Linked DNA regions of Mus musculus: region 2 is linked to region 1. A link is a loop called in an ENCODE intact Hi-C map of the cell type or tissue named here. Cell type or tissue: left cerebral cortex. All regions are shown on one strand. Links, peaks and the distances in the headings refer to the core of each region. The heading gives the core; the rest is flanking DNA. Region 1 has its middle 34 kb from the start of Gm31559. Region 2 overlaps Zcwpw2 (zinc finger, CW type with PWWP domain 2).

Region 1 (15,822 bases), core at 4,738-12,737:
AGGTTTTGCAACTTTCCAAAGCAGCATCATTATCCAGAAGCCAAATGTCCAAATACATGATCTGGATGGCAGGGTGTGTGTCATTTTTCATTCAAATCATAGCACTGCCTAAATTTCTGTACCCTTAGTATAGTTTCTCTCTCTCTCTCTCTCTCTCTCTCTCTCTCTCTGTGTGTGTGTGTGTGTGTGTGTGTGTGTGTGTGTGTGTGTGTGTGTGTGTGTATTCTCTCCTATAATGGAATATTATAGACCAGTGGAAATAAAGGAGTTATAGGTGCATATATCAGTGCAATTGTACAGAGATCCACAATTAGTTTATTATGGATGTGAAAAGAATTCTGGATGTGGTGGAACATGCCTTTATGTCTAACATTCGGGAGGTAGAGGCAGTGAATCTCTGTGAGTTCAAGCCAGCCTAGACTACATAGTGTGCCCCAGGTTGGCCAGGCCACATACTTAAGGAAGGAAGGAAGGAAGGAAGGAAAGGAAAGGAAAGGAAAGGAAAGGAAAGGAAAGGAAAGGAAAGGAAAGGAAAGGAAAGGAAAGAAGGAAGGAAGGAAGGAAGGAAGGAAGGAAAGAAGGAAAGAAGGAAAGACGGAAGGAAGGAAGGAAAGAAGGAAAGACAGAAGGAAGGAAGGAAGGAAGGAAGGAAGGAAGGAAAGAAGGAAAGATGGAGGAGGAGGGGGAGGAGGGGGAGGAGGAGGAGGAAGGAAAAGAGGAATAATATAGTCCTCATGACCTGGTGCTTTATAATATTTTATACAGAAGATGAAGTGATTAAAGCTATAATCCCAGCATTTGGGATGCTAAAGCAAAAGGATGCTTTATGCCTTTGAGACGACCCTGAGCTACATAGTAAGTTCTAGGCCAAGCAAGACCACAGAGTGAGACCCTGTGATGGTTCCAATGAGAACTGTCCCCAGCTAGTGGTGTTACTTAGGAAAGTTATGAAACTCTCAGGAGGCGGAGCGTAACTAGAGGAGAAAGCACATCTCCTGAGGGCTTGGAGGGTTTACAGCCTTCTCTCTCTTTCACTTCATTCTCTGTGTTGGCAGTTAAGATGTGGTCACTTACCTTGCCTCAGCTGTCTGCTATCATGCCTCTCTTGCTATCCTTAAGTCTCCTCTGGAACAATGGTTCTCAACCTTCCTAATGCTGTGACCCTTTAATACAGTTCCTCAGGTTGTGGTGACCCCAAACCATAATTCTATTTCATTGCTACCTATAGCTGTAATTCTACTACTGTTATGAATTATAAATATCTGATATGCAGGATATTTAATATGCGACCCCCAATGGTGTCGCTACCCACAGGTTCAGAATTGTTGTATCTGGATCCATAGACTAAAAACAAACTCTTTCTCCCCAAAGTGGCTTTTGGTTATACTCTTTTATCACAGCAATAGAAAAGCAGGGAGTACAGACCCTGTGTGAAGCAGCAGCAGAACAAAGTGAAAGCGAATACATTATAAAACATGTCACTGTAGAAAGTCGTAAAACAGAATGAGATGCTTAGGAGCTTATAAACAATTAGCATAAAAGGGGAGAAAGAATAGTGCTTATTATCATTTTGCACAACACTTATTTCTACGAGAAGGTAGCAGGGTCAGGATAGACATTCCCAGGAGCTAACTTGGAATTCATTAAGCATTTTATTATTGTTCTTTAAATCATACAAATATGGGGGTCTGTGCTCCTGTCCAAGTAATGTATTTCAAAATACAAAATAGTGAGAGTCCTACAAAATAGTATCACACGAGCAATTTAACCACCTGAACATGCTGATCATGTTTTATATATTCAGAACCTGGATGGGACTGATTAAATTCCATTTCTGAGAGGTTTCTTGGAATTAACTGCCCTATGTTGACAAAGAGAGGCAGGCCCAGTCCCCACTAGGCAAGCTATAAATAGGTAAGCAGCGTTATTTTTCAAAAAGCAATGCCAAGTAGGAGGTGTTCCCGGGTTTTGCCTGTTCAGCATCACCATGTCCTATACATTCCTTGGAGGACAAGACATCCAACGAAGCCTTTCTGTTTACGCATTGGTCCGTGTCACTTTCATGTTGGTGGACATGACAGCCTCTGCTTGCTTGTGGCTGGCCAATTAACTGATTATTGAGCTCTTTGTCTTCTATCCTTCATGGTCTAAAACTGGGTCGAATCAGAGCAGAAATTATGTTCCAACATTTATTTTCAATCACTAAAGACCTTCCACAAAGTCATCCATAATCCTGCCTTAACCAGATTAAGGGGTCAAGAATTCAACAAACTGTACCCCCAGGGATCCTGCTCTATGTGACCACGTGAAATTATCAGAACAAACGGGAAGATGCTGAGCTGCTGAGACAATTCCAGTATACAACGTTATTGGGCTCTGGGCATAAGAATGCTGTGGTGGACCTCTTCAGGTTACAAAATGACCAGAGCTGAGTTATACTCATACTCTAACAGTCCAGAGAGGGTCATCAGTGAGGCAAGGGTCTTTGAGTGTGTGATGGCACACATGTTGATTTGCTAAGCATGCTGTATGCCAGGTGATACAAGTATTGTCTGATAAAGGGATATGTAAGAATTTGCTGATGCAAACAGTGAAGTTACTAACTGGTTTGCCATCTTACCTTCCTGAGCAATATCTTCCTGGAAGATTCCTCTAAGTCGTGTTGACACTGTTGTTAAAATAATCTTATACAAGTCATATTGACATAATATCTGCACTGATTTCTTGTGCCTGCACTTGGAGTCACTTAGATAAAAAACAATTAACATTTTTTGCAAGTTATATCTCCCCCCAACACCCTAGAAAGTCCAAGAAATAGATCTGTGTATCAGAGCATCAGAGATTGGTGTTCAGAAGATGATATCTTAAAGCCAGCATTGGAAAAGGACCAGGATATAGGACAATACAGGAGGTGGGGGAGGTCATCTGGAAATGCAGACAGGAATTCTTGCATGACGATGAACAATGAAGAAGAAAAGGGTTCCCCTGAGAAAAGGAGCATGTCCTGTTTGGAGGCCTAGTCACACACAGCTAGAGTCATTGCAGCTCCCTTTGCCTACTTCTAGTTAATTTATGTTCTTCCAGACTGGTAACTTGTATGCTTCCAACATAGTTCATACCCTAACAAAAGAGTTCCTTGTTTAGAGCCAGTAAGAGGTTCCAATGGTTTATATATGCTTGGGCTAGGGAGTGGCACTCTTAGTAGGTGAGTCACTGTGAGCATGGTCTTTCATACCCCAGTCCTAGCTGCCTGGAAGTGAGTTTTAGAGGCATGCAGATGAAGATGTAGACCTCTCATCTCCTCTTGCACCATGCCTGCCTGGATGCTGCCATGCTCCTGCCTTGATGATAATGGACTGAATCTCTGAACCTGTAAGCCAGCCCCCAATTAAATGTTGTCCTTATAAGAGTTGCCTTGGTCATGGTGTCTTCTCACAGCAGTATAACTGCAACTAAGACAGAAGTGGTGGAGAACTATAACTGGGAAAACAGTGACTGAGTCACAGAGCATCTCTGACAGAGCAGACAGCCAACATTCCCCAAATTGTATCCCTCTTGCTAGACCATACCAGGTCTGCAGAAGAGATTTGGGGTGTATTGCAATCAGGCATGCAAGGATGGTTGAATCCTTAGACATAGAGAAAACAGAATTGCAATTTTATTGTGAACTGTATGCACATATCACAGACTAATAGAAATCTTTAAGCTCAAAGGTATATTTGGAACACAAAGCTAAGGCACATGGAAAAGAAGAGGGGGCCAACAGGAAAAGCTAAGCATCTTCACCCATTAGCATCTACACCACATAAGAGAAGCTTAGTGGGCAAGGCTCCTGGGAGAATCTTCAGGGTGTTTAGCCATCTCCCCACCTCACACACCTCAATGGGAGTCAGACAGGAACAGAACCAAGCTGCTCCTGGGTCTATGTGCTGATGGTTTGGGTGGGATTTTAGAGCACAGAGCTCACTGGCCGTTTCAATTTTGGTTTACTCACTATCCCAGAGCACTGACCAGTCACGTAGTTATTCTCAGGTTTGGGGACAAAGCTAAGAGAGTTGTATGGAAGGCCTCAGGCCTCGAGGAGGGAGCAGAAGACTCCCCCCCACCCTACATGTTATTTCTCATGGAGTAAGGGAATGACTATGTGGCTGTGTTGCTTACTGTCCTCGGGAGGGGGGTATAAAAATCACTGGCTGTCCTGTAAGTCAGCCTCCTCCCCATAAAATATGAGATGGGAGGTAGCTCAAGGATTAATGCAGAAAGCAGATAACATGCTTTCTTCATTCAGCACCTTAGAAGACTCTAAAACGGGGATGCACAGTAGGGATGTAGCTCAGAAAGCAATAAGATGCTCGCCTGGTATCCATGATGTCAGGCTTTGATGCTCAGCTCAGCACACTACAGAAGTGAAACAAGAGAGCTGGATACCCTATGTCACGGTGATAACCTCCCGTCTTTTGAAAACTGTTTGCTTTATTTAACTGGGTAAAATAAGACCATTTCCATACCTGTATATAACATACTTTGAGCATGTCTACCTTGCATTCCTTCTAATGGCCCTCCTCTCTCCTCCCTTGTGTATACTCGTCTGTTTCTTCTTCCAGACAGCTCCGTTTCTGCTTTCACATCATTGACACACACAGTATCTCTTTGAAACTCCCATCTTGGGATCCAGAATTTATCTAGATGGCCATATACAGAAAGGAAATTAAACACATGGGGAGAAATGTTTGGCCTTCTCCTCACTAAATAGGGGGTTCTGAACTCGCCAGTGCCACCACCAGCACCAGGTGGCAGTGGCAGGACTTTGGTTGTGTGTACTTGGCCTATTAGACACATTCTTTTTCCTATTGTGGGGTCCCCTAACTGCCCAAGCTCGGAACAGCTGAAAATGGATGGTTTTCCTATTGCATGGAGTAGGAGAGAAAGGGGCAGTTGAGTCAGGGGAGGGCTAGAAGTTCTGCTTGCCAGAGAGCTGGGCGTTTTCTTTAGCTCAGCAGCAACCAAAGACAGAAAAGATATAAGGAGCCTGCTTCTGACATCACCCTCACCTCTGTTCAATTTCTGACCAGCCCTGGACTACTGACATCATTGAACCAGCAGGCCAATCAGCTAATGGCGCCAGAGGCATACGACTTATGGCAGAGCTGAGCCTTCAAGCGGACAGACTGATGACAGACACACAGTTTGTCATTCCTGTCTCTTTTTTTCTTTTGTTTTGTTTTAAATTCAGACATTTCTATACTATTTGCCCAAATCTGCCCAAACTTGAAGCTGAGACTGGATGCTACAAATAGCCTGGCACCCTCCACCCTTGAGCCAAGGCTAGCCATCCCCACAGCTCACCAAGTGACCACAGGAGAAAACTCAGCACTCGAACTCTTAGGATATGGATGCAGGCTTTCTGTGACACATCGTCGTTCACATTCTTGCCTGGTACTCCCTGGGAAAGAGGCAGGGAAAAACCATGAAACTGAATCACCCAGTGCAAACTCCCATCTTAGTTGGAAAGCTGTCTCCGTTCTCCTCGTAGGCAATATAAACATTTACAATACACACCTGTGCGATACTTTCCCGGAGTGCACAGAACCAGGGCAAAGGGAAGTGAGACTGCTCTGATTTTTCACTCCTCCATTCAGGAACAAAGGGAGAGATTCTCTGAGGGGCAGCAAAAGTAGGGGATCATATTGCAAGCGTCTGCCTTGCCAGGCTCCCCCATCTTTGAAGCTGGACAGACTCTCCTCTCGGGTTGCAGAGGCCCAGATGTCTGATTTTGAAAGGAGGCTTTGTGTTGCCATAATGAGGCTACACACTGTAGGCTTTTTATTTAACATGTGATGCAGTTCCCCATCAAATCACAGTAGATTTACCCAAAAGGGAATACATTAACAAGATGATCCATCGAAAGGGGCCAGGCTTTAGTGTAAGACACCCGAGCTTAGCACTTTAAAATATCATCTCCTTCTACAGTCTCAGGCCCTCCATCCTCCCACCCTACCCCCCACCGAGGCATGTGCACACACATAGGCACACATATACACTGACACCAACACAAATACCACCAAAAATAAGACCCTAGCAAGGAATCAGACAAATTTGAGGATGGGACTTGGTCCTACCATCTGCAGTGGTCTGAGTCACTTGCAGGGATGTGCTGGCTCCTTATAAGTTGTGACCTTGGACAACTAATTTCACCAGTATGAATCTCAGAGTTTATCAGCAGAAAACAAACTTCAAACTCTGGAGAGGTCAGAGGTGTAGCTCAGCAAGGACTTGCCCTACTGTGTGCAAGGATGGATTTCAGCTCTCCAACACCTCTCACAAGCAAACAAACCCAGTCCGGTCATCCAGATTGTAGTAAGAAATTGAAAAAAAAATCGATGATTTAACGCATTAGCTATTATTGATTAAAGTTTAGCAGATAATAAATTCTCTATTAGAGCATTCAATTTCTCTTTTCTCCTTTTTGGGGGGATTTGGGGTAGGAGTAGATTTTATGAACTGTGTGCAGCCAGTGGTGACCTTGAACTTGTGCCTCTCCCTCCAAGCACTGAATTGTGCACAACTGCCCAGTTTTCTATTGTTAAAGGATTCCCTAAATCGCTTTTTCTGGAAGGAAGATAATGACTGAAGAGCCACTCCCTCCTGGTCTTCAGCTGGCTCAGCCTTCTCGAGCAGCTGCGGAAGACATTCCCACCAAGAGCAATTTAGAAACCAGACCAAGTGAAGATGGTCTTTGTGCATCTGGACAAGTTGCAGTCTCTGAAGAAGTCCTTTCAGAAGTCAGGGCCACAGGAATGTGTAAAACTGCTCCCTCCTCTGTGACCAACAGGAAGAAACAGCATTGGCCTCCCTTCCCCCACTACAGCTCAGCCTATCCCTCCGTTCTTCTGTGGGCTGAAGCCTTAAACAGCCGCCTCTTCAAAGGCTGTTCTTGAACAAAGAAACTCTAGAGGAGTTCTCTGTAGTGTGACTTGTCCAGGAAGTAAAGGGTGTGTCGGAAGAAGGTGTTTCTCCAGCGGGAGAGATGATAGCTCTGTCAGGAAAGCATTTGCCTTGCAAGCAGGAGGACCCGAGTTCAATCTTCACACCCCACATAAAAATGGCTGTTCATGGTGGCACTCGCTCATAATCCCAGGGCTGACGAGGCATAGACAAGCAGATCTCTGAGCTAAGTTTGAGCCAGACCTCTAGGATTTAGGACCTACTACTCAACAGTCTTGGCATTGCCCATTGCTGGATCTTGGTTTCTCCTTTTACAACAACGGCAGCTTGCTTGCGTTCAACTATAGTTAAGAATACTATCAAATAGGACCGTTCGTCTCTGATTACGAACCGCAGTTCTGCAGGCTGGTGAAGTGGCTCACCAGATACAATACTTGCTTAACATATCAGAAGCCCTGGATTTGAGCTCCAGAACCACTTAGAACCCGGCACGGTGTTGCATGCCTTTAATCCTAGCACTTGGGAACTGGGGTCTGGAGGATCGGGCATATACGGTTATTCTGGGCTGGGTAGCAAGTTCAAGCTCAGCACTGCAGATCTGGCCGGTGAACAGTGAGACTCAAATGGTTGCAACGTCTGTAACATCCTTCCTGGTTTTCATCACGACATCTGTAAATCATGCTATATAATCCCAGGCTGGAACGTTGACTTTTAGTTCTACGCGTTGCCCCTTTCCTATATATTTAAACAGCTGTAAGTGTCAAACTTTTCGGGTAGTCCTTTCTCTAGCACAGGACTCTGGGCAAGCAGTAAGAAGTGCTATAAATCCTTGGGGTTTATATTTATTGGAAGCCTTTTAGGCTATTCCAGGAGACCCTGTGATTTCCTGTGGAGGACAGGTGGATTTTCTGTTTCTATACAAAACCAGAGGCGCCTCGTAATTACGTTGACACGGACCTGCAGCGCCACCTGTTGGCCGATGTCTTGACAATCACCACTCGGCACAAAATTATCAGGGGAATAAAATTTTTATTTCCAAAGAAGCAGCCAAAGTGGGAAGATGCTGGAAGGCCACAGTTAAATGTCTCTTTCTTGTACCGGAGAAAGAGACTCTTGCCTCTCTGAAATTTTTGGAGCTTCTTAATTCTAGTTGGGCAAGAAGCAACAGTTGTCTACTTAAATGATAGGGTGATCTTACCGGGGCTATTTAAACATTTAAAGTTTACATATTTCAATTTATAGCATTTTAGAAGTAGAGATGAAAGTAAGGATCCGTTTCTGTTGATTTTTAAGCAGTTGTTCTGATGCTGTCCTTGCTGGCTTTTCTGCTGTTGTCAAAAACACCGGGACCGGAAACAATCTGGGGATGAAATGGTTTATTTCATCTTCTGCTTTCAGTCTTTGTCTGTCACTGAGGGAAGTCAAGGCAGGAGCTAGAGGCAGGAACTGAAGCAGAGACCATGGAGGAGCGCTCCCTGGCAGGCCTCCCCTATGCTTAGCTATCTTTCTTATACAGGCCAGGTCTACCTGCCTAGGAGTCCTGTACCCACGCTCAGCTGGGACCGCTTGCATCAAGTACTAAGTGATTTTGTTGTTGTTGTTTTGTTTTGTTTTTGTTTTTGATTTTCGAGACAGAGTTTCTCTGTGTAGCTCTGGCTGTCCTGGAACTCACTTTGTAGACCAGGCTGACCTTGAACTCAGAAATCCGCCTGCCTCTGCCTCCCAAGTGCTGGGATTAAAGGCGTGTGCCACCACAAGTACTAAGTGATAAAAGGCGCTGTAGACAGACTCACGTGATGGAAGAAATTCCCCAGTCGAGATTCTCTCTTCCCAGACACATCTATGTCTAGCTTTATGTGGCGCTGTGTGACCTATGCTCACAAATGCTGTCAAAGACCACAGTTTTGCTGGCCCTTCCTCTCCTGTCACAGAAGTTTGTTCGTTTCTCCTCTGCTGAGCTTCTTGTTTCGGGTTTGGATTTTTTAGGTTTTGGTTTTGCTTTTTTGTTTCTAGGTTTTTGTTGTTGTTGTTGTTGCTTTTGTTGTTTTGCTTTTTGTTTGTTTTGTGTTTTGGTCATGTGGAAACATTCTCTTGAGAACTGTGATTCGGGAAGAGCTCTGACTCATGCCTGGGAGTCTCTAAAGAGGCAAATTGCTCACTTGGAAGAACAAGGAGCCAATGAGGACCTGCCTCTCAGGCCGCCTCTCGGCTGCTTCTCTACCCTGGCCTCATCCTTTACAAAGGGATATAAAGTTAATTCAGATGAGCTCTGAGAAGACAGTCAATGGCCGTTCTCCTCAGTGATGAGAGCGCAGGGGTCTGAGCGCCCATAAAGACCATAGACAGAAGTCAGGGAACGCGCAGGGATGGTTCCACTGATTAATGAGAGTCCCAAATTCAAAGACAGACATATGCTTCTCCTTTAAAAAATGATAAATGAACATTCAAGGCCACCTTGGATTATACAAACAATTAAACAAACTCCAAACTGCAAGAAGGAGTTGATACTGTGAGTGTACAGAGACTCTCCAGTCTGCCTCCCCATTCTATCTGTGCCTACCTAGAAGGTTCCTCAGGGATGTGTGGTCCTCCCTCCCTCCCTTCCCTCCCTCCCTGCCTCCTTCCCTCCATCCCTCCCTCCCTCCCTCTCCTTCAGCACAACCCCCCCCCTCACTTCCCCATTATCTCAGCACATTGCATTTGCAAGTGGCCCCTACTCACTTGCTTCCTTGAGAATCCAGTTTTGTATACGGCCACTGGCATTTTAGAAATACAGATCCTGTCATTTCTCTGCTTAAAGCCACCAAGAAGGAACAAAACTCAACCTTCTTAGCACAGCATATCAAACTTTCCAGTTTGGCTCAGATTTCCTGCCCAGGTTTCTCTTCTGGCTCTGGCTCCACCACTCCAGGGCTAGGCGCTCTCTGACACGCACTGGTTGTCTTTGAGCGCTCTGTCTATATTTAAAGTCTGTTTCTGCAGCTGGCTGTGTCCTCCACTCCCATCTCTGGGTAAATTCTCCTTGACCCTTCAAGGTGCATTCCCGCTATCTCTGCTCCTCAGGAGCCTTCCCCAGAGCTAGCCTACAGGATGTGATTGCCCCTTGTTATCGCCTGTACATATTATACCATGAAATTCATTGTGTTATACCACTGGCTGATGAATCTTCCTCAATAGATCATGGGCTCTCTAACGTAAAAATCTCTGATAGATCCTGCTAAGGGCTTTAATTATCATGCGTTGTTCTAGAATAGTCACTGAAAATTAAACAAGAAACTGTCACTGTGCTAAAGACTAGAGATGCAAAAATTAGCCACAAAATGATTCCCACGGTCCCGTCAATCAAGGTCTAAAATGCTTGCGAACAGAGATGTGTGCTGTGTGTTCTACAAAGGCTAAATCCCACTGCAGTGCAGCAACTTCGACTGGAGAGGAACAGAATCAGCAATGAAATGCTGTATGGAATATGTGATACTTTAGGTTTCTTTCCACGTAATTATTTTATTTTATTAACACATGGTCTCAAGTAGCCCAGGCAGGCCCTGGGCTCACTATATAACTGAGGGTGGCCTTGAACTCCTGATCCTCCTGCTTCCATCTTCCAAGGGCTGGGATTATAGAACTACGTTATCCCAATGACTCAACATCTTAGTGTTTACTTAAATATATAACAGCTGTATACGTCTTTACCATCTTAAATTATGGAGTGTTTTAAATTGTATTTATCTGGTGAGGAGACACGCATGTGGAGATCCGAAGGCAATTGCTGGTTGGTTGTTTCCTTCTTCTGGGTGAGCTCCAGGGATGGAATCCAGGCCCCCAGACTGCTCTGCAAGCTCCCTTACACGCTGAGCCTCGCAGGCTCCTTTTGTTGTGTTTCTGCACTTGACGACAGGGCCTGACACTTTGCATATGCTAGTATTCTGCAAGCATGGGATGGTAATGCAGTGTTTGCAGAATGAGCAAGTGTACGGACGGATGAGTGGATGAGCTCCTAAAATGATGGGCAGGTGGATCTACTCTCAGGGAATGCCCACAGTGCTTGCATGCGGAGCTTGGGCCTGGGAGAGGGGTGCCGTTCATTGATTCCTAAAAGCCGTAACTCTCTTCTGAGCTTTCCCACATCCCGCCAAGGCATAAACACTGGAAACTATTTCTTGTCGGCGTGATCTAATTAGACTCTTCCCGTTAGAGGCACTTCCGTGACCTTTAACTCCAGGTGGAAACGAAAGGCTATTGTCTTCTGGTGGCAGGGCTGCATGTCCCCTCCAACGCCCTACAAGGAGTTTCTCAGGTTGGTGTCACAGGTTATGCAGGCACCTGCAGATGGCTTTGCTGCGACTCCTCCGATTTGGGATATCTCAAAACTTCTGTCAACCTTTATTTCTACAACTTCCTAATAATTCCTTTTACCCTATAAATTCCTTCCTATCCATAAAACCTAGGATGAACTCCAAGAGATATGGATTCTTGGTTGGAAATTAAAAGGAGCCAGTTAGTAATCCCATTAAACATTCAATTTAATCATTTTTTATAAGAACATATATTAAAGTATATAATGCTTAAATGCAAACACTCAACTTGTAGGAAGTGAATATGTTCAAAGTACATTGTATGCATGTATGAAATTCTCAAATAACTAATTAAAGGACACACACACACACACAGTAAAATCATAATGAAAACAGAACCAACTAATAGAGAAAACCTAAAATATTAGATTTTCACAAAACTAGTGACCAAACTTTTAAACCTCGGCTGAGAATAGCTGACAAAATTACAAGGAGAAACTAATGAGTTCCCAGTTTTCCATGGGGAATGCAAAGATACTCCCCTAATAAGTGATAAGACAGGGAAAAGTGCAAGCAGCAGACATTCGAAAAGCCATGGCACAGAATTCGCTTAGTGCCAAGTACACATTAAGTATTTACCATAACATGCTATACTCCGGGCTCAGTAAATGAAAACGGCCTCAGTAAATTCAGAACAGACCCAGTCATATGCAGTATGCCCACCAATTAAGCCTAATTGAATTACAAATTAATAATACAAAGATTCTGGGAACGCCTCAACTATTTTAAAATGAAACAGAAAATTTCCAAACTGATCAAGTCAAAAAAAATCACAAGGGGAGCTAAAAATATTTTGTATTGAGTCAAATAAAAACAAAACAGCCCCAGATTTGGAGGATGCAATCAAGATGGTGCTAGGAAGACATTTATTGGGCCCTGTGGCCGTATCTGCAAAGAATCAGTTCTCAAATCAATTACCTCATCTTCTACTCAAAGACACTGGCATAGTAAAATGAATTTGATCCAAGGAAAACAGAAGAGGGAGGTAATAAAAGCAGGAGAGAGGAAAATACTAGAGTAAATTAAGTTAACCAACTGGGAACATAAAATTGATAAAATTTTAGCCAGAGTTTGATTAGGAAAGATGACAATACCTACAATTTACTAATCTCTGGAATGAGAGGTATAATTGCCATATAGATTCTGTAGAATGAAAATTCATTTAAATTAGTACATAGCACTAAAGTATAATAAACATCTTGATGACAATATATTCAACATTTGATTAAATGAACAAATTCCACAAAAGATGTAAATTACCCAAACCCGTTTCAGAATGAGATAATTTAGAAGCTAGCCCTGGATCTATTTTTAAAATGGAATTTGTTGTTAAAAAGTTTCTTAGGAATAAAAAATGCCTAAGTCCTTAAAACATCTCAAAGCAAAAATAAATAGCAAGTACATTGTACTTTCTCCAGAAACTTAAATACTGGAAGATGCTCACTTTATAAAGCCATTGACCATATTCCAATACCCAAGCTAGGGAAACTCCTACAAAGAAAAAACAATTACTGATATACCTTTGTGATCGATTGATAGTAAGCATTTATCATACTAAAGGGAAAATAACATGTGTTATGGCTACATAAAAAAGAATCTCTCCTTGCCCAAAGAGAAGGCTTCTGACCTTCGCTCTCTGCTCCTTGGAAGAGCGCGGTTACTATAGCCTCAGAATATTCAGACTGAAAAAACTATGTCTGTTTCCCTGGGACACTGGGCCATGACGAAGGGTGTGATCCTGTGACTTGGAGTGGAGGCTTTTGGTTAAGTGACTGTGTATAATATGTATATGTTATATGTCTATATAATAAATCTTTGGAGACGTGGGGACCAAAATTAGCAATGTGGCCCATATGCTGTGAAAGTGTCCACGGCTTTCCTAACTGGCAGTAATCTACGAGTAGTGAGACATGTTGTCACTGGGATAGTAGTACTTTCTGGCATGTCACTGTGAGTGGGCCACTGGGAGCTTAGGACTGGTGTAGACACCACGAGAGTCTACCTCTGGTTGTTTTAACTACTTTTAAACTCTTTTTAAATGACCTATAAGTATGACTATAAATCCTGTGAGTGAGGCCTTTGAGCACATTACGGAATTGAAGATACTCTCAGAGACACACGGTCTTGCTCTCAGAAGCAAAGGCAGACATTCCTGGGGACTATTTGCTCGTCTACAATGACTAAGTACAGTTAAGCCTGGGAACGCAAGAGCAATTTGACACTCGAACGTAATTCACCATCATTTCAAGTGTAGAAGAAAAAAAAAAAAAAAAAACACATGTTCATTTCAATAGAGCAAGACATACTTGGGGAAACAAACAACATCCATTATTGAAAACAACCTACAGCAGACTCCGAATACAAAAGGCATCCTTCAACTTGATAAAAGAGGTCTGTGAAGAAATGTACAAGTGGTGTCGTCATTCACGACACTAAACAGTAAATGTTCTCGCTCTCGGAGCAGGAATGAGCAGGATGCCAGCTCCGGCCTACTTGGTTTGTTGTGAGGCAAATGTGAGCCAGTGGGGTGGGGAAAGGAGAGCAGGGAAGGGGAGGAGGAGGAGAAAGAACGAATGAAACCCAGATAGATATTAAAATGGTCTCTGTGTTGCAAGCCATCATGACCACTTATGTAGGAAACTAAAGTCGGTAAAACTGCCACTCGAGCATGAGAAACAGTGAGTAAACTTCGTGGGGTCACAATGCAGGAGAAAAGATGGAGAATCAATTGTATTTATTCATATCAACAACAATGATTGAATGTTGGTGTAAAAAGTGTCATTTAGGGGGCTGTAAATGTGGCTTGGTGGTTAAGAGCACTGGCTGCTCTTCCAGAGGACTTGAGCTCAAATCCTAGCACCCACATCAGGCAGCTCACAACTCCCTTTAGCTCCAGTTCCAGGAGATCCAACACCTTCTCCTGGTTTCTGCAGGTACTTACATGTTTGTGCACACACACACACACACACACACACACACACACACACACACACACTCATACACACACACAGAGTCTTTTTTTTAAAGGCAAAATAATAAATCCCATATTAAAATTGTTCTCATCTTCAACTATTTCCCCAAGACTTAGAGATACAGTCACTGAATTCCTCGGCTCGCACTTCAGTCCGAACAGAATGCTACATGCCTGCAATCCCAGCTCTTAGGAGGCAGAGGCTGGAGGAACAAGAATTCAAGGTCAGTCTTACATATGGAGGGAGTTCAGGGACTCCATGAGACCCTGTCTCAACACAGAAAAATCAGCCCAGAGACAATGCGACCAAGAAAAATGGCGTGCATGTACCTCACAGCCCATGGAAATAAAATAGTCCCAACCACGCTTTCCTCTCTATGCCTTCCACTGACTGACACGTCTACCAGCCTTTCCCAGTGTTCTCCTCTTCATTCCAGCTCCTCAGCATGGCAATTAAATGTCTTAATTAGCTCATTTAAATTTCACAAGAGCGCTGACCTTTATGTTTTTCAAGCATGATATTTTGTGCCATTCTGGATGCTCATTCAATATTTATTAAACAACATAATTATGTCTAACTTACTCAGATTGGCACCAGCAATGTTGTTGAAAGTTCACTTTGGCACTGTTGCTATAAATACAATGTCTTCATGGACTTGACTTAGATAGTCTAGGAACCGATCATTATTATTCTGTGTTATTAGATCGCAGTTTATTTTAATTAGATTGCTGTGTTTTGTTTATTTTGTCTTGGTTAACTCCTCTGCCCTCTGAGGGGGGAAAAAAACATCGCATCTCATTTTCTTAGATGAGAAGATAATTTTTATCAGTCCTGCATTGCTGCAGTAACCAGAATTGACACTTGTTCAATGAGATGTTCCTATCCACAGATCAAACTAGAAATAAATGCCTAGGAACATGCGTGTGTGTATAGATGCCCATGTGAGCACTGTGCCCTAGCAAGGACAGCAGACCTTGAGTGGGATAAAGTTGATTCATACACAGCTAAATAGTGCCTCCCTTCCTTTCATTATCAAATGCTCTGACAGATTTATTTACAAGATGGAGGAAGAGCTAAAATGACAGATACTATGTGTCTTAGTTACTTTCCTATTGCTGTAACAAAATACCATGACCAAGGCAACTTATAAAAGAAAGCATTTCATTTGGATTATGGTCTCAGAGGGTTACAGCCAATGGTGTCAGAGCAAAGACACTGTTGCAGGGACAATGAGAGATCACATCTTTATCCTTAGCAATAGTGTGAGTCTTTTGAAACCTCAAAGCCCACACCCAGTGACATTTCTTCTCCAAAAAAAGGCCATACCTCCTAATCCTTCCCAAACAGTTCCACAATGCATCCAAACCCATGAGTGTATGGGGACTGTTTTCATTCAAATTACCACACTATGTTCAAAATGAAGGCAACACATTCAAGTCATGTATCCAAGTAACATGTGTGGGTAGTATCTAATTGGTTTTTTTTTTGGGGGGGGGGTTACAAAGTATTGAATTGATTTAGGGCTAAGTTTGGTTTGCTTTAAATTTATAACT
Region 2 (15,822 bases), core at 2,927-10,926, 1.5 Mb before region 1:
GTTAATATGAAGCAAAGCTAGTTTGAAAGTAAACATTATTGCAGATAGCCAGGTTTTAGTAAACTATGTAAGATTTTAGGACTCTAAACCAAGGACAAAAATTGTATTTCCATATTACAAAATAAGGCACAAATGTACACACACACACATGTACAGCCAGAGAGATGGTTCTGTGGCTAAGCACTCTCTCTCTCTCTCTCTCTCTCTCTCTCTCTCTCTCTCTCTCACACACACACACACACACACACACACTCAGAGTTTACGCAGAACATGTAAAGGGAATTGCCAAAACATATCTTAATTTACATAAGTCTAAAAACCTGGCATTTAACATACAAATGTTTCTTAAGAAAAAACATTAGAATGCTGTGGAAGTTTCCCTACACTCTTACCCATGGAGGGAAAAAGAAAGATGGTTGTTTTCCTTTACCTCATGCAAAGTACAAGATTCTTTGATTGACCATTTGATGCGTGGACCTAAGAGCCTGAGAAACACAGTATACTGATGGCCAGCTTTTCCCCAGGAAATCTGTGCAGAGTGGTGGTTTCTGTTCATCACAGCTGGAGAGAAATGAAGCTACTGAGAATGGCCAGTACTTTGGACTGTGCTTAGAGATAATGATGCAGAGTTCACATGCCATCCAAATAGAATGGTGTGGAATAGCAATAAGATATATGCTTAGAGCAACTGCACAAAGGAAGACTGCCTTGTCGAGGGAGCTGCTCCCAGATACACCAGTCACAAGATAGACTTTCAAAACAAACAAAAAACAAAACAACAACAAACAGACAACCAAAAGGCCAAGCAAACAAAAAACCAATATGCCACAAAACACTCACAATAAAAAATTCTTTCAAACAGTACTTACTTGTGTTCAGACCAAGGAGTTAAGGTGTGCATACCTAGATGCTTTACCTCTGTTGACCAGCATTCATGGTGCTAGGAGCTGCTCTGCACACTGGAGGAGAAAGGTAATCATCGGTATTACCCAGCTACAGACTCTGACCCACAACAGCGGCCTGCCTACAAGGTATCACTAGTGCAATCGTGGCACAGCTATTATGGGAGCAACCACTGTTTTATGGGATTTAAGGCCCACTTCATCAGATGGAATCCATACCTGACACTGCTAAAGTGGCCAAGAACCTAGACTATATAGGTCATAGGCCTAGGGGAAAACCTAATACTATTATTCTGTTCAAAGAACAGAGCAATAAAATGACTCCTAATGTTTCTCTCAACCCTTATCAAAGAAGCTTCTCACAGTAAATGAGAATGAGCACAACATAAAAGTTAGGTGGGTAGATCCTAGGAAGAATTGGGGAGGGGAAAACTTGATCAAATATATTCATGAAAACAATCTTAATTTAAAAAAATGCCTTTAAGGTAAGTCGGGTTGTCAAAAACATTATACACTTTGGACACAGAGCCCAGAGACCTGAGCTGGGTCTTTCCTGGAGCTGGAAAGCCTCCTTCCTGAGGACTTTCTTTCTTTCTTTCTTTCTTTCTTTCTTTCTTTCTTTCTTTCTTTCTTTCTTCCTTCCTTCCTTCCTTCCTTCCTTCCTTCCTTCCTTCCTTTCTTTCTTTCTTTCTTTCTTTCTTTCTTTCTTTCTTTCTTTCTAACTGGATACTTTTTGTATTTACGTTTCACATGTTATCCTCTTTCCCGGTTTCCCCTCCAGAAACCCCCTATCCCATCTCCCCTCCTGCTTCTATGAGGGTGCTCTCCCTCCCACCTACCCACTCCCATATCACCACATTCCCCTAGACTGGGGAATCAAGCTTTCACAGGACCAAGGGCCTCTCCTCCCATTGATGCTTGGCAAGGCCATCCTCTGCTCCATATGCACCTGGAGCCATAGGTCCCTGTTGTAGTAAATCTCCAACCCAAATATGCCCCAGCAATGAAACACAACATAATTAATATATGCTGTGGGCCTAGATTGGACAGATCTACCACCACACTACCGTATTCCACATCTATGAGACCCCTTAGACCTTGTAGTTTCTCCAGGACATGTGCTTCTGCTCCACTATTCTTCTTCCTCCTCCACTGCATCCTCTCCCTCTTCCATTTTCTCCTCCTTCTCTCTCCCTGCCTTCCGCTCCACCTTCTCTTTATCTGCCCAATCATCAGCTCTTTTTTATTTTACAAATTAAGGTGGAAAGCAGGTTTACAGGAAATCACCTGAGTGCTGACTCATTCCTTGTTCACAACCCCTCATAGGGGAATGGAATTAACATCAAATATAATTAGCCCCAGGGCTATCCACGTGTCCCTCCATGTGTACACTTTGGTTGGTTTTTAGTCCCTGGGAGCTCTGCGGGGGGGGGGGGGTTCTGGTTGATTGATATTGTTGTTCTTCCTATGGGGTTGCAAATCCCTTCAGCTCCTTCAGTCCTTTTTCTAACTCCTTCATTGGGGTCCCCGTGATCAGTTCAATGGTTGGCTGTGAGCATTTGCCTCTGTATTTGTCAGGTTCATGTTACCAGCACATACCATGCTAGCTTCCAAAGGAGGGAAGCAACCAACAGTCTTACCTAGCAGTGATGGTTATAAACCACTACAATGACCAATATGGCAACCATAATGCTAAGTGTGCAGTAGTGGCATATAGTACTTTGGTGCTAGCCAACATCTCTATAATTGGACTTAAGGCTTACTCAACAAGAGGGAAATCATGCCTGGTACTAGAACCCTAACCACCTACCTTGAGCTACTGAAGTCATGGACCTTGGAGGAAAAACTACAACCACCCCTGTACTAAACCAGCATAGTTTCTAACTACATTCCAAACATTTATCCTTGTATCTACAGGTAAGCATAGTTTTCACCCTTCGTCAAGAAAATGCTTTGCAATAGATGAAGATTATAGAAAAGCACCACTAATCAAAATGAAGATTGTGGTGCTCAGTACCAATGGATACATCTACAATGCAAGTTCTGCATCATTGTTTTAAAGGGGGAAAAAGATGAAAAGAATCAAGGAACAAGAAGTTTGCTGAGAAATGCATCTCCTAGAAATATTATGTCTATGAAGCTACACCTGCAAAGTCTCAAAAACATGGCAAATGTGCCCTAAGAGAGGATGACACCAATGGACATGTTTACATAGAATGGGGTAATTTCATAGGGCCTCAACTCTAGACAAAGAACTAACACAGCTGTGCAATACTGAGAGTGGAATAAATAATCTTCCCAAGGAAGAGCACACCAATTGGTTATCCAATACCAAATGGTCAGCCCTTAAAGGTTAGACATACAAAGCAATACGATATGTTCTAAGCAGTTGTACTTCTATATTTAGGAATACACACACACACACACACACACACACACACAAACACACACACATGCACCATCCATTTACAACAATTCAAGACAAAAAGGCCATAACTTTGAAAGAGAGCAAGGGGGTTACATGAGAGGATTTGGAGGGAGGATAGGGAAGGTGGGAATCTAATTTTTTTTTTAAAAACACCATGAAAACTATACTTTCTTTCAGGTCTACAAGGTATCAACTATAACACTGTATGATAGTAGAGCAACAAAAACATTTTCTTTGGCCTCTTTTCTTTTTCATTTTAACACGTGAGGATATGGTAAATTTAGGGGAAAAGAGGGCTGAGGATCAGCGGGCACAAGCTGCAGCCTGGGCTGTGCTCCTTGTACATGAAGTGCAAGAGCCGGCATGAACAGAAACTTAAACAATTTGAACACATTAATGGAAATTTTATTAATTTTGTAAGGGGCACAGCAACTGGAGGACACTTTATATTCTGAAGTTAACAGATACGCAGAAGTGTCACATGACCTACTCTAGGCATTCATCTTTACATGTTTTTCCCTTTTGGACAGGGTTGCTTTGTATAGCCCTGGCTGGCTGGAACTCGCTGTGTAGATCTGGCTGGCTTGGAACTCATAGAGATCCACCTGTCTATGCCTCCTGAACGCTGTCATCAAAGGCTTATGCCACCACACGAGAGTTATTAGTGTTTTGAAGTAAAATGAATGACAATGTTACCATTACAATACCTTCAGGCTCGGTGGTGATTCATTCTTGATAAACAGTAACCTAGTAACAAGGATGTGGAATGCATTTGCTTAGTGAGATACTGGGCCTCTCTTGACAATCCAGAGACCTTTGCCTGGAAGATGCCAAGTGAGTGATTGTAGCAGTGTCTAGGAGAGCTGTGATGGTTACAAACACTCTTTCTGAAGTCCTCTACAGAATGATTTGGTTCAGTTCATGTTTTAGAAAGCACATGAACTCATCTATCTGACTGAGTATTTTAAATAGAGGAGAAACTTATCATTTCTGTAAGAAATTGGAATTTTTTAAAAAGTATGTTAAATTTCTATATTCTAATATTTAATATTGGGTTTTAGTTGTTTATATAATTAGCTGAAAGAAAAAAATTTCAGACAGGAAAGGGAAAAGCAAAATGATAGTTTTCAATTTGTATTTTATATGAATAAGAACTGGAATAAAAACAGTTGTGAGTTGCTATGTGAGTACTGGACAGTAAAGACATCTTGAAGAGTGTCCAGTGCTGGGAACCACTGAGTCACCTCTAGTTCCAACACAATGTGTTTAACATGGTTATGTGCCTGGCAAAGCAGTAGAACTCAAGTAGAAAACCTACTGTCTTTACTGAATAATAGGAAAACCATTCAAAGTGGGAAAATTCAGTTCTATCTCATCTAATACGATTGCTGTACACAAGCGACTAGTTTGAAAATACAATTGTGATACTCATTTTTGATGACACCAAGTTATATAAAATGCACTGGAGTAAGAGTGTGAAGCAAAGCATCAAACCTACTATGTAAAACTTCAAAATCCTACTACAAAGATAGGAAAGAAGCCCAAGAAGATGGAAAAACAGAATCCACTTTTTGGTGTGGAAGATTTAACTCAGTAGATGTCAATTTAAGTTACTGTCAACAAAGCCCCAATTTAAAAGGAAACAGAATCTTAGTATTTGTAGGAACGTAGAACCTAGAGTGATGATATTCGCCTGCAGAATACACAAGGTGTTAATGATAGAAACTCTAACAGTTAAAGCAGTTTGTTACTAATACTACTAAAGTAATGGAAGCTGGAATGGAATAACAGAATTCACACTCTCAAAAGTGTCTCCCTGCTGCACACCACTGCGGTTTCCTGCCTGGGCTGTTGCTGTAGCCTGCTAAGCAGCTGTTCCACAGCGACACTTAACTTCTGCATAACTTGAACTCATCAGAGTAGTGAGATTGATTGTTTGAAGGCATTAACCAAAGCCAGGTATGGTGGTGCATGTAATTCCAGTGAACAGAGTGAGACGGGCATGGCAAGTTCTGTCCAGCCTGAGGTATGCAGTAAGACCATGTCTCACAAAGCGGGAAAGGCAGGGAAAGACGGTCTGGTGGACCGTCTCCACCAGAGCTCTGCAGTGTCACCTGTTTCAGGCTGGGCAGGAACTAAACACTGCTGCTGGCTTCATGGCCCTCCCTACTCTGGCCCTTAGTAATTTTTCTGGCACTCTCCCCATCTTTTATCATTGTCTCTCTGCCACACTGCGTTCTTTGATGCATCCTGAATATGCATCCATATCCGACCTTTGAGAATATCTTCTCCAGAAACATTCTTTTCTTGAAGGGCTAGATGGCTGGCTCCCCAAACTCCTTCAAGTCTGCTCAAAAGACACCCTGTCAGTTTCAGTGAGTTTCTCTGACCACTGTTCTGCTCTCGCTCACTCTGCATGGGTGATTGCCCTGGCCTCCTGCCATGTAGGCTTTCCTTACCCCACACAGAATGCTAGAGTGCTGCTTTTCACACAGTGGACCAGAGGTGAGTATTGTCTGCTCACCAACAGTTCCCCAAATAGGGGGCTACATTGTGTTGAATCAGTCAATCAATTGCATAATCAAAAAGAGGAAAAACAAAACATATATCTATTAATATCAATGTCAAATAAATGCCTATGTTTTTTTCAAGTGCTTATAAATGCATATTGAATTTGTAGAATAGAAAAAGCATTAATCATGGTTGACTACGTGAGAAAGAGTTCAGAGAGTGACAAAGATGGAGATCCAGAATCCCTAGAGCTTGAACCTGCCACGTCTTGATTTAAAAAAAAAAAGTGCAGTGTACAGTTGAGTCTCATTCTGGAATTAAAAATTCTTCATAAAGTTGAGGCTCAACTGAGCACCTTCAGGCAGTGTTAATTTGTTCAGCCACTAGGTGTCCTGTATCTACCATAAGTTCTTAAAGAAGCCCTGACAGAGTCCCAGCTTCCCAGCTCCCTGAGCTGTCTGTAGTTCAGTGTTGCCAGCGTCAGTCCCGAGCTGTTTCTTTAAAGGGAACCGAGGAGCATCTGTTCAGTTTTAGGAAGAGATCCCCACTGGACAGCTCCTTATCATCATGGTAGCGTTAGTGCTGCAGAGACACATTAGCTACCTGCCTAACACACACATTCGAGACAAGAGCTCTACATACAGCGCGGCTGGCCTAGAGCTCACTCTGTGGACCAGGCTGACTGTGAGCTCACAGAGATCCACCTGCCTGAGTGATGGGGTTGAAGGTGTGTGTTACCATGGCCACCGTGACAGTCTTAACTTACATGTGCAGTGTGAAAGCCAGCCAGATGGCTTGGTGGGTAAAGATGCTTGTCTCCATTCCTGACAACCTGAGTTTAATCACAACAACTCGCCTGGTAGGGTAGAACTAGGCTCCTCAAGTTGTGCTTTAGCTTCCAGACATGTGCTGTGTCACATACACAAAGCACATAAATTGTAAACATTAAAGATTACAGCTAACAAATCAAATTGCTTACATTTTCATTTTTTGTGTGTAAATTTAAATTTTTATTGGATATTTCATTTATTTACGTTTCAGATGTTATCCCCTTTCCCAATTTCCCCTCCAGAACCCCCTATCCCATACCCCCTCCCCCTGCTTCTATGGTGGTGATGGTGCTCCCCCACCCACCCACCTACCTCCCTGGCCTCATATACCCCTACACTGGGGCATAGAGCCTTCACAGGACCAAGGGCCTCTACTCCCACTGATGCCCAACAAGGCCATCCTCTGCTACATATGTGGCTGGAGCCATGGGTTGCTCCATGTGTACTTTTTAGTTGGTGGTTTAGTCTGTGGGAGTTCTGGGGGGTCTGGTTGATTGATATTGTTGTTCCTCCTTTGGGGTGGCAAACCCCTTCAGCTTAACATAATAAATGAATGAAATTTACATTTTATGTATATGAAAGTATTTTTTATTTGATTATACGCTTTTACTACTTCAATTATGTACCAGTGATTGTCCAAAAGCAGTTAAGAGGCATTTTCTGAATGTTCACAACACTCATTGAGGTGTCAAACCCGTGGCACCATGAAAGCTACAAAGATAAACACCTAGTGTTGTCATGGACCTTCGTTTTTGGGTGGAGATGGTCATGGCCACCTGTAACTACAACATATGTCAGAATGTAGCAAATCAATAAATGACAATGTTGGACATACTTGGAGCAAATAGTTGATAATACTTTGGGGACTACCCATGTGGCATCTGAAAAGGGCTTTGTTCACAGTTTCATTCTGTGAGTTGAGAGGGAATGTTGTAGAGGTTGAAAATTGTGTGCAAATACTGCATTATTTCTTCTATCTAGGACAAGCCTAAGAGCTTCATGTCTGGGTGGTAAATATGTCTCAGTAGAAGAAATATCCATATCCCCACTGATGGCATTTTCAAAAAGAAAATCAGTCACACATTTTATAATTGTAATATTTAAAGTCATAAAACTTCCTAACAATTAAAAGGTTTTAGAAAAATTGCTGTATTAGATGATTGATATTTTTAATTCAGGTTCTTTTTTTCAGTTTTTTAAACACCTAGAAAATGTGCAATGCCTTATTAGAATGACACACACTGTATTCCTACTATCCTAGAAATTGTCATCCACTGTGTCCTATAACACTCATGAAAAGTCAGTGGTTGGCTGCTCAGACTCACAAAGTATACACACGGAGAGGCTGGGGCAGAGCAGGCAAAGAGTGTGTGTGTGTGTGTGTGTGTGTGTGTGTGTGTGTGTGTGTGTGTGTAGGTCTGGCACAACACCACACTAGATGCAAATAGAATTAATTGTCATACACTAAGAACACTGCTTTGTCATTCCTGACCACTCGAGTCTCGTTCTCTGTCACATAAAGTGAGGTTAGTGTTACCCCCTTCAGATGTATCCTGCTGACTGCTTGCTACCCTGGGAGCATGGGAAATGCATCATATCATCTTAATGAAGGGTCTTTAACTTAGATTCTCACAACTCTGCTAAGCTTCAAAACACTAAAACAATAGCCAGGTACCAAGCCTAAGCAACATTTATGTGGTGCTCAAATTAGACTTAGCTCCAGTGAGTGTTATGTCAAGTATAGGATCTAAAACAAAATTAACATTTAAAAATAAACACTATTCCTTGTTTGAATTTATGCATTTCTCTAGGCAGCAGACTGTACGAAGAAGAAGAGGTGGTATAGAAGTGCCCTCGAGGAAGCATACCAACTCTACAGGTGTTCCGCAGAGCAAAGACTAGAAGTGTGCTGCCTGTCAAAGCCGAGTATGTAAAGTTTCCTCTTCTTACTGTCCAAACCAGAACGCTTGGATGTATGCCTCCTATGTCCGTACATTTAACATTTTATGTGTTTTCTTTATGTACAAATGTGGTTTTTGTTCATTGTAAAAGAATCTTCAAGTGAATTAATAGCACATATCTTGTTCTCTGAGATTATTTTTAGTTTAAACACAGGCACTGTAATTAGTGCTTTCTGCTATTTTATTTACTCTTAGATTGCATAAACCATTACTTCAAAACATATAATTAAAATATTAGAAACCACAGATTAAAAATGTATCCTTCATATGATAGTTTTACAGGGATACTCTGGGTTTTGTATTATTTTGTTTGGTTTTTGAGAATATGTGTTTTCAAAATGCTTGATTTTAAAATAATACCAAAGTGGGGGTGAATCATATAGTCACAGTTTTAAGATTGTTTTATTCTGTTTTCCTTATCTATTGTGGACATATCGTGGTGTTCTAGTGGAGGTTAGAGAACCACTTTAGGGGATCAGTTAACACATTCTCTGAGGTGGGTCCTGGGGGATCAGTCAAACTCAGTCAACAGGCAAGCGCCTTACTTCCTGAACCACCTCACAGGCTTACAGCATTTTCATTCTCCTACATAACTGCAGGAGCCAGTGTCTCTTGTGGCGTGATGGTGACCAGAGCCACAATGCTTATCATTTGTCTTCTCCTCGCTTTCAGGTCAACTGAATGACTTTAAAACATAAACTTAGGTAGATAGGTTTTTTTTTTCTCAAATAAAAAGTTTCCTATACAAATTTACTGACAATGTATATGAGACTTTTCCAATGGAGAAAAACCTTCACCATTACTGCTGAAGGCCAGATCTTTACATAAAGTACTGTGCTTTCGAACTTAAAGTAATAGACAGAAGGCTATGTGGGATGAAAAAATAACTGTGATCACTGTACAAGAATATTTTAAAATATATCTGGGTTTATTATAATCATTTCCTAGGACAGTCATAATCTTTTTAAAGTTAAGTATGCCATGCCTACTAACTTTCAGGTGAGTGAGTTTAAAGGCTATGCTGGATAAAGCATAACATCCATGAGCCCCACCCTCACTGGGCAAGCGCCTCCACTGTGGTACCTACTCAGCCTGTGCTTTGCATTTGGAATGGGTCTGCCAGTTCCTGCTCCTCCCCACCCCACCCCCAGAATTTTATTCATGTTTTTACAAAATAGTCTTTCATGTTTGGAGCTGTCTTGGGTTCACAAAAATTACATACCTTCTGTCCACCAGAACTTCCCCTCTCCTACCATCAAAGCCCACACCATGTGATTTGTTGTAACCAGTGAGCCCACGCCAACACTTCTCGTAACCTGAGTTCAGAGTGCACATGAGACTTGACTCTAGTTTTACACGCTGTGTCATCATTGTCATACCGCACACAATCATTACATGGCCTTAAAATCCCGTGTCCTCCTTACTCATCTTTTCTCCCGCCAACACTCAGAAGCTACTTTTGCTATCACCTTCTCCACAACTTTGCTTTTTCCAGAATGTCTCATGGGCATCCTTCCACATAGCCTTCCTTCCTATAGTGACACATACTTAAGTTTCTTCCAAGCCTTTGCATCGTTCTGTAGCTCATTCCATTACTCCTACACATACCACACTTTCCATCACTCATCTGCCTAGGAACATCCGGATTGTTTCACGTTTGGATTGTTACTGATTAATGTAGTTTTCCTGTGGCCATGAAGTTTCAATCCCTTTAGTAAACAGTAGCCAAGATAGATAGCAGATGCTGTGTTGAAGACATGCTGATCTCCAGGGCTGTGTCAACGGTGACTGAGAGCCCCTGGTGCTCTGCAGGCTCTAAGCATTGTGTTACAATCAACTGTGCTTTTTCCCAAAGGCCCTGGTTACCCCTGGCCTCAACACTGCCATATGCATATTTGTTCCTTTGTGTTTTCTTTGTTGCAGTGTCTTTTCAGGTCTTGGCTGTTTGTTTATATGGCGATCTTTCTGAAGCCTTAGTCTCCAGATGCTGGGTTATAGGACTGCACCAACATGCCCAGCTGAACCTTCCTTGCTTCTCTCTCTACCATCCCTTCCTCCCTCCCTTCCTTTCTTCTTCATTTGTCCCTTACACTTCCGTCAGTCTCATTTAATACAGTCTCAAGCTTAGAGCTTCACTCCCAGGCCACATCCTGTTTACTCATGACTCCATCAAAGACATTCTTCCTTCTGTTAAAGGACCTTTGCTCCTCTGGCATTTCTTTCTGACTCAGAGAAGTTTCTGGTTTATTTGCATTACCATCAGTTTTTGCTGTTGTTGGCTGTTAGTATTAGGTTTCTCGATGTGATAATTATAACTATCTGCACCCCCACCTATCTGTATGTCTGTCTGTGCATCCATTTATCGATCTCTCTTCAAAGCTGGGTGTGGTACCCTGAACAACAGAAACTGCAGTCTCAGTCTTTAGTCAGCTTAGACAGTGCTAAGGTTGCACTAAGGGGTTGGGGGACATTCTGCTGTCTTAGTGGTAGGTCTCAGTTCTACGCTATGAACTTGACAAGACTCCTCATTATTTTTTCTTTTTTACTCATTTAAGTAGTAAGGGCTTCTACAGGGGATTGCAGTTATGTGTTTGCTTCCCATGATGAGTGAAGCTCTGGAAAATTCAAATGCATTGGTCAGTAGTAAAACAGCTCCTTCTATGGGCAGATCTCGTTAAGAACATGGCTGTGAGTACATTCCCTTCACTCTGCCAGATGCCTGGGGAGTTTTCTCCAGCCTCCCCTGTGAGAACTTGGTGGCTCTTCAGGAGGAAGAACTCACAGAAGGGCTGCAGATCTCACATCCCGTGTTCTAGTGCAGTTTTTATTTCATAGGGTTGTCCGTATTTAACCTCCAGGGCTAGGCCAATTAGGGTTCAGATTTTCTTACCTCTAGAATGATTGTCATGGAAGATTCTGTCGATCGATGTGTTTCTGCTCAGGCAAACCGTAATTCTCTAACTGACATCTGTTCCTTCAGACTTGAGAGTAGACATGTGCCTCAAGAGCCTCTCTTCACTGATAGATTTTCAGTTTAGCTCTTAACATATTGAGATGTGGTGGCAACTTTTAAGTCCTATGCCAGACCAGAAACTGGCCTGCTTTCTCCCTTTGTAAGAAGGTACTTTCAGTTGCTGCACTTGAAGACACCTGGTTTCACAGTTTTAAGGCCATGAATGGCATCAAACAGCCATTGCATGTAAACTTTTATTCTTAACTTTGATGACTGTTCCAATCTTGCATAATGTTTAGACACATGCAAAATATCAGAAAGAAGGTGGGGGTCTCTCCTGGTTGGAGGAATTACCTGTAATGGTGAGTAGTCTTGTGTGTTCTTGAGTGAAGGGAGATGGTGTTTCTTGGAAGATGATCATTTTAAGCATTATGGGGATACAGAAAAGAACAATTCATATGAAAGCCAGTGATAAATATAAATAGAACACACTTCCCTGGGTATTTGTTTTCTCTCAGTTGTTAATATTCTTTGATAACTTCATTTCATGTGTACAATGATATGGCACATATTCCCTCTTTTCCTCTCCTACTACCCCTGTATGTCCTAACATTTCCCCCTTTTAACCTGTTCTCGTCAACAACACATTATATCCGGTCGGTGCCACCCGTAAGTGTATAGGTGTGAGCCATCCATTAGTCAAAGGAAGCCTACAGTGACTACCCCTCAAAGAAGACGATTCTCTGTTGTTTTTAAATAACACACATATATTGTGTATACCAAAATAATATATTGGAATTTTTTTCCAATGAGCTAGTTGGTTACTAAATTTTCTGGTTTTGGTGGTAGTCTGAGAAGTGGTACCAGTATCCACATTCTTGTGGAGTCACATCCAAGGCAGTATTGGTTTCTCAGTGGTCTCAAATGGAAGCAGCAGACACCATGGACAGACTAGGGGCTTTTAATCAAATGGGTCTACTCTGCCAGTACAGCCACAGGCAGGGTGCTAGAGTATCTCCCCAGTTGTACAGGGAGATGGACTGTGTGCCTTACAGTGGTGCATAGACTAAATGAGGTACAGTTTGTATGATATTCTTATCCAATGTCCAGTGTATAACACGTGTGCAAGTAGAGATAGCATGTACTGAATTCTAGATTTTATGTACTCCAGAGTGCACAGACCAACCAGAAAACAGAAGTTAGACAGACTTGATGCTAACTAATACTATTTCAAGGACATCCGACAGACAAGAGTTTCTTCTTGATATTATGGCTTTTGGATTCTTAACTCTACTCAGCTCTGAGGAGGTGAATTTATTAGTGTTTTAGTTAAAAGGGCCACTGAAGACAGCCCTGTTACTAATGTGTGATAAAGCAGAAAATTCTAATTTTGTACTTGTGCATCTGTTTCAACAGGAAGATGGATTCTTTTTTAAAGTAGATATATTGTGTTATCTTACAGACAGAGCCAAAACAGATACCAAAGCTGCTGTGGTGACCAAGAAAGGGGTAAGACTGTGTTCTAAAGTTAACTTCAAATTCTTTTTTTTTTTTTTTTTTTTTTTTTTTTTTGGTTTTTGGTTTTTGGTTTTTGGTTTTTGGTTTTTCGAGACAGGGTTTCTCTGTGTAGCCTTGGCTGTCCTGGAACTCACTTTGTAGACCAGGCTAGCCTCGAACTCAGAAATCCGCCTGCCTCTGCCTCTCAAATTCTATTTTTAAGGGAAAATAAATTACTAAAAAGAATTATATCTGATTTTTCATTCTGAAGTTTACTTGAATATACAGTTGCTTTCATGGGCTGACTATCAACCATGTTTGTGATGATTTCCATTAATTTTATGTAACTAGGGCAATAGAAACACTGATGGACAAGGGAACAAGTACTTTGTTTAAATCATGCTTCACATAGACACTCAGAACAACGTTTTCATACATAGCACATTACTGGAACTAATGAAAAACTAATTTTTCCTAGAAAGTTTAAACAATAAGTTCATAGCTTAGTATGGCTGTTAAACTTAAGTAGAGAATAACATTGAACAACTAAATAAAATTCTGGGTAGACTACTTTAATGGAAGCTTATAAAGTCAAGAACATTTAAAATATATTTTAAAAATTTAATGCATTATTTTGAATTTTATATATGGAGTAGTGTTGAACTCTTTTTGTGCAAAATATAATTACAATATTGGCATTCTCAGATGGCAATGTCTAATTATAGGATGTTACTGAAGTGGAAAAAGAGAGGTGCTTACAGCACACACTTGGACACAGATTGCATCAGTGACATAGGAACACCAACTGTATTAAATAGAGGAGCCTGTGTGCGTTGGCCTGGGCTCCTGGCTGGGCTTGAGGAAGAGACCAGAGATGGTCAAGTGTGTGAAACACGCACAGAAAGGGCTGTTCTGCACGGGTCTAGAGACTGCCCATGAGATGAACATCACTTTGGTGTGTGCGCACACACATGTGTGTATACATGGGTGTGTGGGGAGGGAGGGGTTCGTTTAAGACAAAAGTTTGATTTTTTTGGTCATCGTTCATGTTTTGGTTTTGGTTTTGAGGCAAAGTCTTGCTAGGTAGCCCAGGTTGGCCCCAGGCTCATTGGCCAGGAACCCCTGCTTGTCATTCTTTATAGGGATCTGATGCCACACCCTGCTTTGTTTGTTTGCTTGTTTACTTGTTTGTTTTTGATTTTTAAATTCCATCCTTTTGCTCATGGGCTTTACATGTGAAGGCTGCTACTTCTCCTCAGGAAGGAGTTCATGGCCACAGGAGACACAGCAATCGTCTGTAAGGGTCCAGGGCCCGGCCTGAATGCACACTGGGGGTTTGCAGAGTATGGGAGGCAGCACAGCAGTGTCACTGCAGAATGTGGGCAGAGTTAGTGATTTCACTCTCTTCTCTTATGTTGACTAAGAAGTTGTAAAGACATCAACTCTTACCAAGTGTCATTTACGTTTACCATTGTCCCCTAGGAGGGCAGCATTGTTAGATTTAGGGAAAGGCTACTTATTATAAATATGAGTGAAATATCATAACAAACACACTGTTCCACCAAAATAACTTCTAAAACAACCACCGTGAAAACACGCATAAGCACCTGAACTTGAGCTGATTCTGAAAGTGTGAGATTTCACGTGCGGCTCTGCGGCTTCTGTTCCCACGCCGGTCCTCAGGCTGTATAGATGTGGGTCTGCTTAACTTTAGTGTGTGATGTTTCTACTGATGAGTAAGTTTCTAGTGATAAATCTTATAAAATTTAAACATTATTAGTAAAAAAACAAATGACAAAAGCAAACAAAGAGAAAAACTAATCTGGGCAAGGTGGCACATACCTGTAGTCCCAGCCTCAGGAGTTAGGGCAGGAGGGTCAGGAGTTCAAGGTTATCCTTGGCTACATGGAGAGTTCCAGGCCAGTCAGGGCTATCCTGGATCCTGTCTTTAGAAACTGTTCTAGTCCTTATTACTAATGAAAATTTTCTTTTTCAAAATCACCTTCAAGTTCTAAGAATAACTTCCTTTTTACTTTTGTTTTTCTGTGCATAATACTCATCTAAAGATTTAGTTGAGATTAATTCACTTGAAATTTGAGTTAATAATAAAATTTACCTTGTATATTTATGGGTTTTGCATCTGTGGCTTGAATTAGCTGAAGGTAGAAAAATATTTTTTAATTTGTCTGTTGGGGATACTATTCACCACCCCTTCCTCAGTTTCATCAAAACCAAAATCAATAATGGTTATTAGCATAACGTAAAATAGAAATTTGAGTAATGACTTTATGTTTCATAGATTGCAGATATGTCCCTAGATATTAGATGATCTTTCTCTGCTCAATTGCAGCAACTGCTGCTGTTCAATGTCAGTGAGAATTAATAGAACTGACTTATTACAGAATTCATGTTTGTAATATACTCTGGTGTATAAACATTCGGCTTCTGTATAATCTACTGATGACTTTGAGGGACTATTTATCTTTTTGTTTATATGTTTAATGTCCTCAAATGTTTCAAAAAATTTTCCCATATAAGGTACACATCAGAAATTGCTACTCCAGTGTACACTGGAGAACACACCCACCCAGACCACAGGGAATGATGGCCTGCCTTTTCTCCCATGAATCTGTGTGCAGGGAGTCCTCTCTGGATTTTTTACGGGTTGGTGCACAAAATGATTAAGACTATGTCTTTTATTGTGTAATTGGGGGGAGATTCTGTCTATCCTGTCAGAAAA

Evidence for each region. Peaks named below come from ENCODE experiments on the same cell type or tissue, not always from the same donor. Only the 100,000 strongest peaks of a DNase experiment are listed, where the experiment ranks them.
Region 2: a loop joins it to region 1, with 12 times the contacts of the local background. A loop is called at or near these places in 11 of 42 quality-filtered maps.

What each region holds. Positions count from the first base shown.
Region 1 is chr9:116,418,532-116,434,353 of GRCm38, reverse strand. No RefSeq gene overlaps it. Among named protein-coding and RNA genes, the nearest start is that of Gm31559, 34 kb to the right of the region's middle. In left cerebral cortex, for the core only: a CTCF peak has its summit at 7,915 (motif pointing left); DNase peaks (open chromatin) are centred at 6,938 and 7,909.
Region 2 is chr9:117,957,239-117,973,060 of GRCm38, reverse strand. Zcwpw2 (zinc finger, CW type with PWWP domain 2) reads left to right here. Exons shown (of 9, transcript NM_001378466.1): 4 at 8,483-8,597; 5 at 13,048-13,094. Among named protein-coding and RNA genes, the nearest start is that of Azi2, 75 kb to the left of the region's middle. In left cerebral cortex, for the core only: a CTCF peak has its summit at 6,212; DNase peaks (open chromatin) are centred at 6,253 and 10,130.